Linked DNA regions of Mus musculus: region 1 is linked to region 2. The links are chromatin loops, found by intact Hi-C in ENCODE. Cell type or tissue: heart. All regions are shown on one strand. Each heading gives the region's core, and the rest is flanking DNA. Links, peaks and the distances in the headings are about the cores only. Region 1 holds the start of Myct1 (myc target 1). Region 2 holds the start of Gm51758 (a long non-coding RNA gene).

Evidence for each region. Peaks named below come from ENCODE experiments on the same cell type or tissue, not always from the same donor. Only the 100,000 strongest peaks of a DNase experiment are listed, where the experiment ranks them.
Region 1: a loop joins it to region 2, with 2.3 times the contacts of the local background. A loop is called at or near these places in 6 of 42 quality-filtered maps.

Annotation. Positions count from the first base shown.
Region 1 is chr10:5,587,971-5,596,310 of GRCm38, forward strand. It overlaps Myct1 (myc target 1), which reads left to right and starts at 5,758. Exons shown (of 2, transcript NM_026793.2): 1 at 5,758-5,931. The coding sequence starts at 5,880. In heart, for the core only: no CTCF peak of the experiment used is centred there; DNase peaks (open chromatin) are centred at 3,321, 4,231 and 5,631; H3K4me3 peaks cover 498 bases; H3K27ac peaks cover 2,544 bases.
Region 2 is chr10:5,508,042-5,516,381 of GRCm38, forward strand. It overlaps Gm51758 (a long non-coding RNA gene), which reads left to right and starts at 7,577. Exons shown (of 3, transcript XR_003948825.1): 1 at 7,577-7,614. It also overlaps a transcript of Syne1 not described here. In heart, for the core only: a CTCF peak has its summit at 4,427 (motif pointing right); no DNase peak of the experiment used is centred there.

The DNA of each region.
Region 1 (8,340 bases), core at 281-8,280, 80 kb after region 2:
GTCAGCAAAATCTTGCTGGCATATCCAACAGTGTCTGCGTTTAATGGTTGATTATGGGATGGATCCCCGGGTGGGGCAGTCTCTGGATGGTCCTTCCTTTCCTCTCAGCTCCAAACTTTGTTTCTGTAACTCTTTCCATGGGTATTTTGTTCCCTATTCTAAGGAGAAATGAAGTATCCACATTTTGGTTTTCCTTCTTCTTGAGTTTCATGTGTGTTGCAAATTGTATCTTGGGTATTCTAACTTTCTGGGCTAATAATATCCACTTATCAGTGAGTGCATATCATGTGAGTTCTTTTGTGATTGGGTTACCTCACTCAGGATGATGCCATCCAGGTCCATCCATTTGCCTAGGAATTTCATAAATTCATTCTTTTTAATAGCTGAGTAGTACTCCATTGTGTAAATGTACCACATTTTCTGTATCCATTACTCTGTTGAGGGACATCTGGGTTCTTTCCAGCTTCTGGCTATTATAAATAAGGCTGCTATGAACATATTGGAGCATATGTCCTTCTTACCGGTTGGAACATCTTCTGGGTATATGCCCAGGAGCGGTATTGCTGGATCTACTGGTAGATAGTACTATGTCCAGTTTTCTGAGGAACCACCAGACTAATTTCCAGAGTGCTTGTACAAGCTTGCAATCCCACCAGCAATGGAGGAGTGTTCCTCTTTCTCCACATCCTCGCCAGCATCTGCTGTCACCTGAAATTTTTATCTTAGCCATTATGACTGGTGTGAGATGGAATCTCAGGGTTGTTTTGATTTGCATTTCCCTGATGATTAAGGATATTGAACATTTTTTCAGTTGCTTCTCAGCCATTCAGTATTCCTCAGTTGAGAATTCTTTGTTTAGCTCTGTGCCACATTTTTTAATGGGGTTATTTGATTTTCTGGAGTCCAGCTTCTTGAGTTCTTTGTATATATTGGATATTAGTCCCCGATCTGATTTAGGATTGGATTGTTAAAAATCCTTTCCCAATCTGTTGGTGGCCTTTTTGTCTTATTGACAGTGTCTTTTGCCTTCCAGAAGCTTTGCAATTTTATGAGGTCCCATTTGTTGATTCTTAATCTTACAACACAAGCCATTACTGTCCTGTCCAGGAATTTTTTCGCTGTGAGCATATCTTCTAGGCTTTTCCCCACTTTCTCCTCTATAAGTTTCAGTGTCTCTGGTTTTATGTGGAGTTCCTTGATCTACTTAGACTTGAGCTTTGTACAAGGAGATAAGAATGGATCAATTCGCATTCTTCTACATGATTATCTCCAGTTGTGCCAGCACCATTTGTTGAAAATGCTGTCTTCTTTCCACTGGATGGTTTTAGCTCCCTTGTCAAAGATCAAATGACCATAGGTGTGTGGGTTCATTTCTGGGTCTTCAATTCTATTCCATTGATCTACCTGTCTGTCGCTGTACCAGTACCATGCAGTTTTTATCACTATTGCTCTGTACTACAGCTTGTGGTCAGGCTTGGTGATTCCCCCAGAGGTTCTTCTATTGTTGAGTTTTTGCTATCCTAGGTTTTTTGTTATTCCAGATGAATTTGCAAATTGCCCTTTCTAATTCGGTGAAGAATTGAGTTGTAATTTTGATGGGGATTGCATTGAATCTGTAGATTGCTTTTGGCAAGATAGCCATTTTTACTATATTAATCCTGCCAATCCATCTTCTGAGATCTTCGATTTCTTTCTTTAGAGACTTGAAGTTCTTGTCATACAGATCTATCACTTCCTTAGTTAGAGTCACACCAAGGTATTTTATATTATTTGTGACTATTGTGAAGGGTGTTGTTTCCCTAATTTCTTTCTCAGCCTGTTTATCCTTTGTGTAGAGAAAGGCCACTGATTTGTTTAAGTTAATTTTATATCCAAATACTTTGCTGAAGTTGTTTAAGAGTCCTCTGGTGGAATTTTTAGGGTCACTTAATTATACTATCCTATCATCTGCAAATAGTGATATTTTGACTTCTTCCTTTCCAATCTGAACCCTTTGATCTCCTTTTGTTGTCTAATTGCTCTGGCTAGGACTTCAAGTACAACATTGAAAAGGTAGGGAGAGAGTGGGTAGCCTTGTCTAGTCCCTGATTTTAGTAGAATTGCTTCAAGTTTTGCTCCATTTAGTTTAATGTTGGCTACTGGTTTGCTGTATATTGCTCTTATTATGTTTAGGTATGGGACTTGAATTCCTGATCTTTCTAAGACTTTTTATCATGAATGGGTGTGGGATTTTGTCAAATGCTTTCTAAGCATCTAATGAAATGATCATATGATTTTTTTCTTGGAGTTTGTTTATATAGTGGATTATGTTGATAGATTTCCATATATTGAACCATCCCTGCAGCCATGGGATGAAGCCTACTTGGCCATGATGGATGATTATTTTAATGTGTTCTTGGATTCGGTTTGCAAAAATTTTATTGAGTAATTTTGCATCAGTATTCATAAGGGAAATTAGTCTGAAGTTCTCTTTCTTTGTTGGGTCTTTGTGTGGTTTTGGTATCAGTATAATTGTGGCTTCATAGAATGAATTGGGTAGGGTACCTTCTGTTTCTATTTTGTGGAATAGTTTGAGGAGTATTGGTATTAGGTCTTCTTTGAAAGTCTGATAGAACTCTGCACTAAACCCATCTGGTCCAGGGCTTTTTTTGGTTGGGAGGCTATTAATGACTGCTTCTATTTCTTTAGGGGATATGGGACTGTTTATATTGTTTATCTAATCCTGATTTAACCTTGGTACCTGGTATCTATCTAGAAATTTGTCCATTTCATCCAGATTTTCTTTTATTTTCTATTATTTATGTTGTTATTGAAGATCAGCCTTAGTCCATGGTGATCTGATAGGATACATGGGATTATTTCAGTATTTTTGTATCTGTTGAGGCCTGATTTGTGACCAATTATATGGTCATTTTTGGAGAAGGTACCATGAGGTGCTGAGAAGAAGGTATATCCTTTTGTTTTAGGGTAAAATGTTCTATAGATATCTGTTAAATCCATTTGTTTCATAACTTCTATTAGTTTTACTGTATCTCTTTAGTTTCTGTTTCCATGATCTGTCCATTGATGAGAGTGAGGTGTTGAAGTCTCCCACTATTATTGTGTGCGGTACAATGTGTGCTTTGAGCTTTAGTAACGTGTATGTTATGAATGTGGGTGCCCTTGCATCAGGAGGATAGATGTTCAGAATTGAGAATTCATCTTGGTAGATTTTTTAGGCTCATATATTTAAATGCTTAGTCACTTACTTAAGAAGGAATAGGAGGTGTGGCCTGGCTGGAGTACAAGTGGCCTTTTTGGAGGAAGTATGTCACTGGAAGTGTGCTTTTGAGTTTGAGAAGCTCAAGGCAGTCTTCTCTCCCTGTCCCTCTCCCTGTCCCTGTCCCTGTCCCTCTCCCTCTCCCTCTCCCTCTCCCTCTCCCTCTCCCCTCCCCTTCTCCCTCCCCTTCTCCCTCCCCATCTCCCATCTCCCCTCTCCCCTCTTCTCCTGCAGCCTGCTGATCCAGATATAGATGTAGAACTGTCAGCTACTTCTCCAGCACCAAGTCTGCCTACACTCTGCAGAGCTCCCCACTGTGATAAGGGACTAAATCTCTGACACTGTAAGCCTTCCCTAGTTAACTGCCTTCTTTTATAGGAACTCATACTGTCTCGTCACAGCAGTAGAACACTGACTAAGATGCACAGTATAAAGCTGAGAGGTGGAAATTGTCCTATATAAAGTAGTCACAGAGGGTCGGGGCAAGAGCATGGCGAGGGGCAGCCACTGAGGCACTGACTTCTGGTAAAAGCCTAAATGAAGACAGCAAGCAATTCCTAGAATCTCTGAGGCAAGAATACTCACCCATATTCATGTTATGACTCATGGAGAACACTAGTCTAAGTAAAGACCCAATGAAAGAAGCAATGAAAAGCAAAAAGGCAGATCCGACACTTATGTAAAGAAAAAAAAATCAACTTCCTGTCATGACAGGGTAAGTCACGGGACCTGAAAAGTCACACAATACACAAAAACACTCACTTGTGTGGGTCTGTGCCAGGGAAAAATATAAATCCTTACCAAGCAACTTATAAGTAGGGGTAAGAGGCAAAGCTGGGGACAAGCTTTTAACACAGGGAAATGGATCCCAGGGTCGCAGAAGGACAGAAAGCCAGCTTTTCTTCTGGCCTCCGACCATCTGTAAAAGTGAGAAAAAGTATTGGCAGAAAGTCTGGATAGCTGACCACAAAACAATGGCAGGAAGTCTCAGCCTCCATCCCAACCCTGAGACAGAATAAGCGCCAGTCCTGCACAGACAAAACCAGAGTCCTCCCTTCCCCTCCCAGATCAGTCTGAATAGATCTTACCAAGCTAGGCATCCTTCAGTATAATTTACTTGACATTAAGTAGCCTTTGGTTATATAAAACATATACGTGAGGTATCTAGAGCAACTGAGGAACCCTACCTTTGCTTAGACAGGTGGGGAATGTCTCGATACACGTGTCTCTAGACACAGCAAGTTTTCATGAGGTACTGTCTTTGCATACATTGTCAGCAGGACTAGACCTCAAAGGGCACCATTGAAACTCAAGCCCTCTTTTCTTTCAGGAGCAGTGGTGTGATTATTTACTGGAGAGCATAGAAATAGACATTGGCCAAAATATCATAAAAATGTGTCCTTCTGTTTGCTCAAGCGATGCAAGTTTTCTGTAATTGCTTCATTTTCTTTGAGAGGGACAGCTGTGTATATTCTAATCTCTGGCTAATTTGTAGTTAACTTAAATCTATGAAAATTGATTTTTTTTAAAAAAAATGAGCAGAAATCACCACAGTTTTGGAGAATTAGGACTGCCAAGTGACTGGTCAGGTTGCCTTTACCCCACCCTTCTCAGGAATTTGTCAACAGACTTCTGAAGGGTGACAGTTACCTCAGCTGACAACACTTCAGCACCCCAGAGTTCTTGCAAGGGTTCTCAAGAGTGCACACTACAGATTCCCAGCCTAGAGATGAATTTTACTGGGTGGAAGTGACATTTGGCATCTCCTTTCCCTACTTTCAATGTCTCCCGATGCACAAAGGATCTACCCTGTCATGACCAAGGTAGGAAGGGCATTCACTATAATTTTCCCAAGCCACAGGATCACAGCATCCCTGGCCAAGCACTAAACTAAACATCCCTGGCCAAGCACTAAAACACTGCTGTAATCTCACATTCCCATTCCCCCCACTTGTGCACATAGAAATGATCTTGATTTCCCACATTTGAGTCCCAAAGAAAAAGGTAACAAAATACCAAAAAAAAACACATTTAAATATGTATGAATAAATGGAATGGATACACATTTCAAAATTAATACACCAGATACAGGGAGATATTACCTAGGAATTTTATTGTCTGTAATTTATAAACAAAAAATATTAGGTAAAGAGTGAAACTGAATATGGGCTTCTGAAAATCCCTCTCTGACTGCATGACATGGTTTTCAACATCAGAACACCATCTATAGCAGAACAGCATTGCACTCAGGTGAAGCTAAGTGCAGCAGCCAGGGTCTTGCTTTCTGCCTCTGCATGTAGATAGAGAACCCAGACTTAAGAAAATGCCCCTTGTCCCCAGACAGCTTTGGATGTGGCTGGAAAGAGGGCACTTAGCAACGAGGGAGGAAATGACGGGAAGGAAATAGTTTTGTGTCTGAGAGCCATGTGGAATTCCAAGATAAGAAAAACAGTTGCTAATTCGAGTATAAAAGCAGGAAACATGATACACTTACTTCCTTTTATGTAAACACAAGTATACGTGGGGTTGCGTGAAAATTATTTTTCTCTTGCTCAACCACAAAGGCATAGAATCAAACTGCTGGTTGTGGACACACTGGCTTCTTTTTCTTGTGGACATTATGGCTAATAACACCACGAGCTTAGGGAGTCCTTGGCCAGAAAACTTTTGGGGTAAGCAACCTTTGCCTTCACTGCTTTTAACTTAAGATGCACAGAAATTCTCTGCATGATTTATTACAACACTGGGAATCTCTAAGACAGTTTGCTTGCCATAACTATCTGGTGATGGTTTTTATGAATTTACTTCAAGAAATATACTGATAAAATGTCATCAGGATAAGCTACAGAAACATTAAAGACTAATCAGGCATATACAGCTTGGCTGGCATTTGCAAAACTGTTTAGAAAATGAGATTTTCTTTAAAGTGAAAATTTAAAAAAACAAATACGAAGTAGACATCATTGTTAAAAGAATATAACATGTGGGTTTTGTTGGAATGTTACATTTTATTTATCTGAAGGTGATGGTGTTAAAGACAAGTTCTACTGCTCCTTTCTCTTGGCATGTAGATATAGTTCGGTGAAAACCAAGAGGGTGCAACTGTATTGCTAAATATTTTATTTCATGAAGCCAAGGTATTCTGCAGAGGGTTTTGAAGTCTGTGTTTTTGTCAATGTTATTCTTTTTTAATTTTCAATGTGATTTTAAGCAACAAACCTATTGGTGGATGGCTTTAGAGTGTGTTGACACAGACAATGTGGAATTAAAATGAAATTATGGATCTATAAGAGAGGAAGCAGAAATAGCATATACTATTGCAATGCAAGCCTGTTCCAAAAAGAAGAGAAACAACACCTAAGCTTGCTTTGGCTGAGGCTACTCAGCTCGAGGTCTCAGAGCAGGGAGGGAGGCGCTGAGGTCAAAATCAGCATCCACTCCAGACCAGATTTAGGAGGCAGGCGCTGGGATGTGCAAAGAGATTGCCATGTCTCTGCGGTTTGAAGAAATGTATAAGTAAGGGGAACGGTTTAAGTTAGAACCAGAAGGAACTTGAAAGGAAAACTGGAGTTTACTAAGAGATCTATACCCCATATTATGTGAAGGGTGGATAAATTTGTAATCTCAGAAAACTGTATCAGGCTCCCTGCTGTGCCTAGAAGCAGGGCTCTGGAAACCATCTAGTAAATACTGAGCAGTTATGGCAACCTGGCCCTGGCGATCTATTACCACAGGTATTTGCATGAAGAGAATTAACTAGTTCATTGATTTTTTTTATTAATTAATGTGCTTTCTTCAAGCTTTAAGAGATTTAGCATAATAAGCTTAGTGAAAAAATATGCTATTTCTGTCTCAAATAAGTCTCCAGCCAAGAGAAAGGTAACTTTGAATTCTGAATGGGTCAATGGTGTATTTGTGAAAGTATCATTTGCTGTCCCCATTTCTATTAAATGAGGACAACAACTAGGGAGCACCTAAGGAAACTGATCATCACAAAACAATCGTCAATTGTTCCAAAGCAAGTCCATCCCAAGAGAGAAACTAACACAGAAAAGCCAGCTCTGACTTTTCAAACCATTCAAGTTAATCTCCAGGTTCATATAGGAAAAATAACTCATTGTTCACTGGTTGGAGCACAGATGACTCTCATTAAAAGAAATCTTACTCTCTGAGTTCATTCCTTCATCCTAGCATTTAGATGCCTTAATAAGGAAATCCACCTGTGCTTAAGAAGGAATTCAAGCTTCCTGGGTGAGAGATACGCGCTGCTTCTCCTTCCTCTCGGCATGAAGACTTGGTTAGGAGAAAACCAGAGCAGAAACAGTGAACCAAAAATGTTTGATGTTTTGTGTGAGACAGGTCAAAGATGGCATTGTCATTTCTGGGGTAAAATTATGAAGCATAAATTGTAATTATAACTTTAGTGTATGAAATATAAATGTTTTCTGACATAAATGTCAGTCATTTTATTTCCATTCTGTTTTGCATCAAAGCTTTATCTGTCTTGATCGCTCTAAAATGTTACTTTAGAAATCTCTGGCGCACAGTGCGATGGCATCTGCTTCCAAAAGGACTCTTTTTGTGTTGCTCTTTGAATTAAGAGAATTAAACCAAAACAAAACACACATGGCGTAGACCATAAGGACTCATAGGAACTTCTCAAGCTTAACATATTGATATGCATAAAAAATTCAAAATATAACTTTATGGTTTACTTTAGGAATGCAAAAAAATAATAAGAAATGATACTCAGTTGCCACAAAGGATGATAGCCTGAATTTTTTCGAAGCAATCATTCAGTCAGACCTACTAAACACTGTGCAAGCATTAAAGCCATCAATGCTAGCCAGTAGCAGCAGTGGCCTGAGAGCACAATGCAGATAATGTCACCTTGCTCCTCCAGTTCTCTGTAATGCATGTTTCTTCTTTGAAAACTATCCCAGAAAGGCAGCAGGAAACAGAGACCCTCAAAGTTTTATGGAACTCACATGTTTTCTTGGTCCTTGCAAATCCATACAAGACACTTCTGTTTCTCTGCTATCCTATTGCTGTCTTGTTATTGTTGCTGTTTTTCTAACAGT
Region 2 (8,340 bases), core at 286-8,285:
TGTAATGTGTACAGCTCGGAACATCTGTAAGTCTCTCTGTCCCTACCACATATGCAAATTAGATGGCAGAACAGTTCTTCTCCATGATGGACAGGGAACAACAGGGAAGAAGGGGAGAGAATGCGTATGGGAATCATACAATTCAGATTCCCATAGTCTTTAAGACCAGTGTTCTAACTTTGATATCAAGGTGTCCACTTTGAGAGGCATTCAACATTTTGGCCCCTGTGAGTGCTACAAAGTTGTCCCCTAGTTTCCATGTGTAAGACTTTTGACCTCTTCAGATTCCATATTCCCATGGCTATGAGTCTCAGTTAAAGTCACCCCCATAAACTCCTGGGAGCATCCCCAATTCCAGGTCTCTGGCATGTTCTAGAGATGCCCTCTATTCCCCATTCCCCACTCCTCCAACAGCTGGGATGAAGTAGTCACCTCCTGCAACCAGGCAAGACCCCAACAGAGGGATAAGGACACCAACCCACCCATAAAACTTTCGATCCAAAATCGGTCCTGTCTACAAGGAATCCAGGGACAGAGATGGAGCAGAGACTGAGGGAACAAACAACCAATAACTTAACCCAACTTGAGACCCATCCCATGGACAAGCACCAATCCCGGACACTATTAACAATACTGCTAGGCTTGCAGCCTAGCATAACTATGCTCTGAGAGGTTCTACCTAGCAGCTGACTGAAACAGAGCAGAGACCCACAAGCAAACATTGGATGGATATCAAGGAGTCTTATAGAAGATTCAGGGGGGGATTAAGAGATGGAGGGAATAAGAGCTCCACAGAAAGACCCACAAAGTCAACTAATCTAAACTCTTAAGGCCTCTCAGAGACTGAACCACCAACCAAAGAGCATACACGGGCTGGAACTAGGTCACACACACATAAGTAGCAAATGTGCAGCTGGGTCTTCATGTAGGTCTCCCAACAACTGGAGCTGGGTTTGTCCCTAAAGCTGTTGCCTGTTTGTGTACTCTGTTCTCTAACTGGGCTGCCTTGTCTGGCCTCAGTGAGAGAGAATGTGCCTAGCCCTGAAGAGACTTGATGTGCCAGGGTAGAGGGATACCCGGGGATGGGGGTGTGGCTCCACCCTCAGACGTAGAGGGAGAGACTCTGTGAGGGGGAACAGGGAAAAGCAGGGGCAGCAGTCGAGATGTAAAGTGAACGAATGAATGAATGAATGGATGGATGGATGAATAAGGGAAAGAAAACGTTTGACCTCTTCAATTTCTACCCAGATTTCTATTATATGGATGCATGTTAATATTTTATATAGCTGTGAGATCCTTGTCTGTATCACTTTTGGCAGTGAGAGTCATACAATGTTTTAAGATGTATTTGACTTTTACTTTATGTGTGTGTGCAGCATTGGATATGCATGGAAAGTGGTGGGAGCCAGAAGAGGGTATCAGATCCTCTGCCATGGCACCTAGAAGATGCTGGATGCAGCTTCTAAGAAAGGAACTCACTCCTGAGCCACCACGGCTGTCTTCAAGATCCACCTCTTATTTCTAAGTTGTCTATTTCAAAATCTACCATCTCAGTAGATGATATAATCTAATATTGTCGATCATTTCAAAAGACATTTGATTTCATAGGCCTACTCAAGAAATATAATGCAAAGCTTCAATGAATACAATGGAATTTATCTACAACTTCTCACTTAAAATACTTTGTTGGTTCAAATTTAGCAACAAGGTTATCTCAGGTTTTTTTTTAAAAAAACTTATTATCATTTTGCTTCTTAAGCAAGTAAATAATTCCTAACCAGCTCTAAGTGCCCAGTTATAGAAACTCAGAAGAAATCACATTATAGAGCCTTGCCCTAATGGTATCCAGCTTCAACAAGATTTTTGAAATGTAAATATCTATCTTCAATAGCTTTCCATATTTGTTTCTAACAAATTATATGGTTGGGCAAAGTAAGTGACGGTTCATAATTTCTGTAATTATGAAGAACGTGAGTCACAGAGTGTGCATTTTATTTGATCTCAGGTCTTCATTTTCAGTTTGGTCACTGTGGATGGCTTCAAACCACAGCCTTTTTAAACATCTGCTGCTATTTATAGTTGTACCATGAAAATACATTTTGTAGTTTTAAAAATGCTTCATGAAAAGTTTCAATCATAGTTCAATCAAGATATTCTCTTAAATCTAGCTCTTAGGTTGTTTTTGTTTGGCTTGGGTTGGGTTTGAAGACAGTGTCTTCCTAAGTAGTTCAGACTAGCTTCCCACTTACAATTCTCCTGCCTCAGTCTCCCAAATACTGGGTGTCTTAGTCAGGGTTTCTATTCCTGCACAAACATCATGACCAAGAAGCAAGTTGGGGAGGAAAGGGTTTATTCAGCTTACACTTCCGCACTGCTGTTCATCACCAAGAAAGTCAGGACTGGAACTCAAGCAGGGCAGGGAGCAGGAACTGATGCAGAGGCCATGGAGGGATGTTCCTTACTGGCTTGCTTCCACTGGCTTGCTCAGCTTGCTTTCTTATAGAACCCAAAACTACCCCCTTGAACACTAATTGAGAAAATGTCTTACAGCTGGATCTCATGGAGGCACTTCCCCAACTCAAGCTCCTTTCTCTGGGATAGCTCCAGCTGTGTCAAGTTGACACAAACGCAGCCAGGACACCGGGTTAAATATTTTATCAGATCCTTACATGTATTATTTGCTATGGACACAGTCAGGAAGTGCTATTAAAGTGTCATAAGTCATAAGGACTACATAAATATTAACCGTGAGTAGTAACAAGCTGGCCCTCAGTAATAGAAAGTTAATTTTTCACCAAAGGAAATATGTGAATATATATTCTGCATTATCTTTACTCAGATTCTACTCGGTCAGTTTCCTTTATTAAGGAATCAATTGGTGTCCAACCTGGCCTCAGGGGGTATGTGCTAGAATTAAGAAAGTTTGGGGTAGAGCAATCTTAAGAACCATAACTTTAGAGTCACACATTACTTTCTTACAGCCCAGTCCACAAATATTTCCCTGAGAGGGTGAATGTTTCTAGATTCTTTTTGTTTGTTTGGTTTTGTTTTTGTTTTTGTTTTTCAAGACAGGGTTTCTCTGTGTAGCCCTGCCTGTCCTGGAACTCACTTTGTAGACCAGGCTGGCCTCAAACTCAGAAAACCTCCTGCCTCTGCCTCCCAAGTGCTGGGATTAAAGGCGTGCACCACCACTGCCCGGCTCTAGATTCTATTTCATGTCATCTCTAGTGTTATGAGCTGAGCATCCTTGAGCAAATTACCATGCTGCTCTAAGCCCCACTTTGTTAATTATGAGGATGCTAATATGTCTGCCAGCATCCTAAAGTTCTTCTAAGGATTATAGAGAATCATGCGAAATATATACTTGTCATTCATCCTAACTGGTCCAATGTGTGTTGTTCAAAAAGTCTAACTAGAAATCTTAAAGAAGCAGGGAACTCCCCATCTCTCGAGGTTAGAAAGCAGGTCCTATCTGTATTGACAGACTCCAAAATTTCCTGTGCCTTGAGTAACCTTTACCAGCCTCCAGTCTAGCTCTGTGTAGAGCCTCCCAGGCTGTAGAATGACTCATCACCTGGACAAAAGCAGGTATTTGGAGAAGAGCACTTATTAGTCTGGGAATGCTCTCGATTGGTAGCTTTCAACCTTGTTAGGTAAAGGGGTCATTCTACCCTTGACAAATACATTTCCTAGCTCTATCTGATCGTTGTTCACTTACACACTTCCAGTGAACACATATCTCATTCCCATTTTGCCTATTTGATTGACATCTAACAATTGCATCTATTTATGTGGTGTGTGGTAATTCAGTACATACCTACACTGTGTGGTGATTGAATCAGGGGCATTAGCACCTCTAAGTATTTATCATTTTGTTATATATATAAGGGAAATTCAAGCTCTTCCTTTCTCCTCATCCTCTTCCTCAACCTCCTCTCCTTCCTCCTCTTCCTCAACCTCCTCTCCTTCCTCCTCTCCCTCCTCTTCCTCTTCTTCTTGTTCTTGTTCCTCTGCTTCATAAGTTATATGGTAAAGTATTGTGAACTCTAGTCATCTTCTGTACATTTGAGCCAGTTTTTCTCTGTACCTACATTTTAATGCTTAGCATCCTACCTGCCTCAATCCCACCCCCTTTACCTCTTTATACTCTCTAGTGGCCATACACTTGTTCTCTGCTTAGCTAGGATTGGCTTATGAGTGTGCAGGTATATGTATGTATTCAAATGTCTTAATTGGTTTCTTCTGTGTTCTGTACTTTTGTCAAATGGGGAAAGGAAGTTTCCTCCAATAGTTTTTAAAGGACAAAACTTTCTCCCATACTTTCTTTGAATAATTCTATCATTCATCTCCTTTTTAAAAATGCTTTAATGATATGTGTCTATAAATAACTGGGGGGAGTTATGTACATGTCAGTGCAGTGCCTGTGGAGGCCAGAAGAGGTCATCAAATCCCTTGGAGCTGAAGGTTGTTGAGAGTGACCACTTGTGGGTGTTGGGAACTGAATTCTTACCCTCTGTCAAAAGAAGTGTGTGCTCTTAAATGTTGAGCCACCACTCCAGACCCTATGGTTTATCTTTTAAAATGTAAGTTTAAAACATGTGAAATAAATAATCAGTAGATAATTTTCACCTGTAAAATGTCAATTTCAGATACAAATATGTATATATTTACATATATACACATATATATTTACACACATATACACATGTATGGAGAGAGAGAGAGAGAGAGAGAGAGAGAGAGAGAGAGAGAGAGAGAGAGAGAGAGATGCGGTCTGAAGACATGTTCTTCCGTGCTTCCAGATCACTCTCTTTCAATTTGGAGTCTGTTTTGGACTACATACTCATCTCAGGAATGCCTTTGAATTATGGGGACTGTCAAAAACATTTCAATTCCCGACAGATCTGGTTCCCCCAGAACTCTTCTTTCATGTGTGTTACCTAAGGTTTATTTTGCCAAATGAAGACACCTCAAAGAATTGTCTAAATTCTAATAAATCTATCTCTAGGATATATTCTCAGCTTAATTCTAGGAAATATGGCATAGCCCTAGTGAGTTTCCTGCCCGAGAGCAAAATATGTCCCTCAATTTAATTGTCGTTTTACATCTTTCTCAAGCATACGTTCAAATGTTTCTTTGAATGATTTTTCCACATTTGAAACCTGCCATCTGGTCAAATTTTCTTAACAGTGTTAATAGTTATTCTTTTAATGTCACTATTATGAGGGTGGCTATAATAATTTTTTGCTACTGGGGATCAAACTCTCATTTCTATGTGAGTATTATATGTAAGTATAGATGCTACATATTGCTATCTAAGAATATAAATACATATATAAATATACATTTCATGGAGCTAATTTTATACTTGGATTGCTGTATGATTTTTCTCTTTTGATTAATTATTAAGTTATGTTAATAAAACTTATAACATTGAAATAGTCTTACTTTCCTAGAAGAAATTTCTTGTGAGTGTTTTAATACTATTATTATTTATAACATATTATTAGTTTGCTTTCTAGATTCTATTTATTATTCCATGCCAAAAAGAATAAAAATCTATCCGCCATCTTCACTCCTCACTAGCTAATGCCCAGTCCCTCGGAGATCGTCCTGTTTAGAGGCTGTAGCTGTAACACATAATACTGTAGATCTCCAGCTACCACCGCTGCAATCTCACTCCCTGGGAAGGAGTGCTGAGGACCGCCATGCTTGCTTTCAAAGCGGTCCAACCGTGTGCGTTTCCCTTGGCTTCACAGCGCTTTAGATCCTGCGCTTGCTCTGCTCCAAACATCTCGATGCTTTGGGCATACATTCTTTGGGGTCAGATTATGGCTATTTTCAAATATGCTGGCATGAAAGTTGCCCAGTGTGTTTACACTTTGATTTGTTGGGTACTTTTCTAAGACTAGGAAATGATAAAGGCGCCGCTCTTCACCGCCCTCTACTCCCCCACCCCCTCTATTGCTCTAAAGGCTGACCTTTACTCCTTTGGGGTTCTTTACTTAACCAGCTAACCTCCTACTTTTAGGTATTTAGGTTGCTCCAAATTTTTACTGTGACTAATGTCCCTGAATAGGGAGAAAAAAAAAAAAAAAAAAAAAAAAAAAAAGGAACAATTAACTAGACCAGAATCGTAGAAAATCCAGTTCAGTCACACAGAAAAATGACTAGCAAGGAAGCGGAGGGTGTCGGATAATGAGGGGCGGTTTAGTGGGAGAGGTTGCCTTTATGGGGTGGGCTCCGCTGCAGAGCAGAACAGTAAGGGAAGGAATCTCTGTGGCAAGTTCCTCTTGTTTAATGCCCTCTTTTGCTTTTGCTCCCCACATCCTCTTGCAAGTAACATTGTCTGTGGAAATAGCTAGAACACCATCTCAACTGGTGGGCCGCTACCCCCGACCCTTTCACAAGGGTTGGATATCAGATGTCCCGCATATCAGATATTTACATTACAATCATAACAGCAGTAAAATTATAGTTATGAGATGGCAACGAAATAATTTTATGTTTTTTGGGGGGGTGGGGTCACCACATCATAAGGAACTGTTTTAAAGGTTCACAGCCTTGGGAACGTAGAGCAATCACTGGCCTGAAAGGTGCTAAGCTGAGATTTGGAAGTGGGTGATGCTCTGTGATTCCATTGGCCATTGTTCTAGATTCTTTGAAAATCCGGGTTGTCCTCAGTCATCACAGGAATGGTTTATGGGAGAGATTGCTATATGGAGGAAGCTTCTATCTGGAGATGTGGAAGTCGAGTGCCCTCTACCGAGTCTGTGAGAGAGTTCGTGGACATAGCTGGTGGTCCATCTTCTTGGATTCTTTTAGTGGACATGAGCAGGTGCTCTAAGAACAGCTCCCTGTTGCCGGGTGGTGATAAGTTTTTAGCGTTGCTCACTCCTCTTTTTCCCTTCTCTGAAGAACCTCGAGAGAGACAGTCCCGTTGGCATTAAAACTCTTCAGTGTCTCCACCACACCTCAGATACAGACCTCTCAAATCAGACAGAGACCTAGTCCAGCAGCTGATGACAAATAAACGTGAACAGCAACCCCCAACATCACAGAGCCTTCTTCTAGATGCCTGCTCTGTCAAGTCGGTGGGAACAGGAAGGCACAGCATGTGCACACGGAGCTCTGCCTTGTGTCTCACACAGGGTATAAAAAAAAAAGAAAGAAAGAAAAGAAAACTTTCAGATGGGTAACAGCATTCATTGTATGAAGTGTTCAGAGACTGGTGGAAGAGCAGTACACAGAAAGATGAGAACGGCTTTCTGGGTGCTTTAGGCAGAATTCTTCATTATTTACTTGAGCAGCTGGGAGCCAGACAGCTAAGGAGCAGCTTGACTATTCTGTGTTAACAGACTATGGAGTAAGACCCTGAGAAGTGGGCCAAGTTGGCCCTATACTACAAATAGCACTGGCTGGGAGCAAGGGGCATCGGAGAGGGAGGGGAAGGGGGAGGTGACCAAAGAAGAGAAGAGGGAAGGAAGGGAGGAAGAGGGGGAGGGGAGGGAAAGGAGGGGGAGTGGTTGTATAAGACTTTGCAGATAAGCTCTTTTGAAACACATGCCTGGTTTCCTCCTTCTACAGCTCTGATAAAGCGTTATGGACAAAGAGGTATGAAGATTTTAAAAGATCTTTGAGATGACTCACTTTCTGCCTTCCTTCATCTACAAAAACCGAGTGGGGCCACTGATGTGTAAAGCCTTAATCACCCTGGACCCCTGGGAGGCACCCTGCCTCCCGCAGCATCCCCAGGCCAACCAAACCCTCTACAGCCACATAGCAAGCTAGGAGCCATTGGGATAGGAGACTGCACGATCAAAACCTGGAAACTATGGAGATTCAGATGTGTGCATTTCAGTCCTTTTAGGAGAGATTATAGGCATTTTGAGCCATTTCAAATTATGGGATTATGAGAGACATGCAGAATAAAAAAATCAATCTACTAATAGATTTGAATATTTGGGAAGAAAACTAACAATCTAAATATTATTGTATACCAGGATATTTAACACTGTTTAATTTACAGTCTTATCTTCTGTGGTAGCTTTAAATAAAAATAGATTAAGGTGAAAATTCCTTCATCCTCTTATTAGAAAATAATTTCTAAAATGTGGAGATATATATAGATCAATTAACTACAATGCTATTGGGCACAAAAGTAGTACTGAATAAGTGTTTTGGGTTTGGGGTTTTGTTTTTAGTCCAAGATGTCTACAGTGACATTTGTATACATCTGTTCATTTCACCATTAATATTTGATACTTTGTGTTTATTTACTTACGTAATAAAGGTATGTATGTGATTGTATTTGTGGGTGTACATGAGTATGTGGTGCAT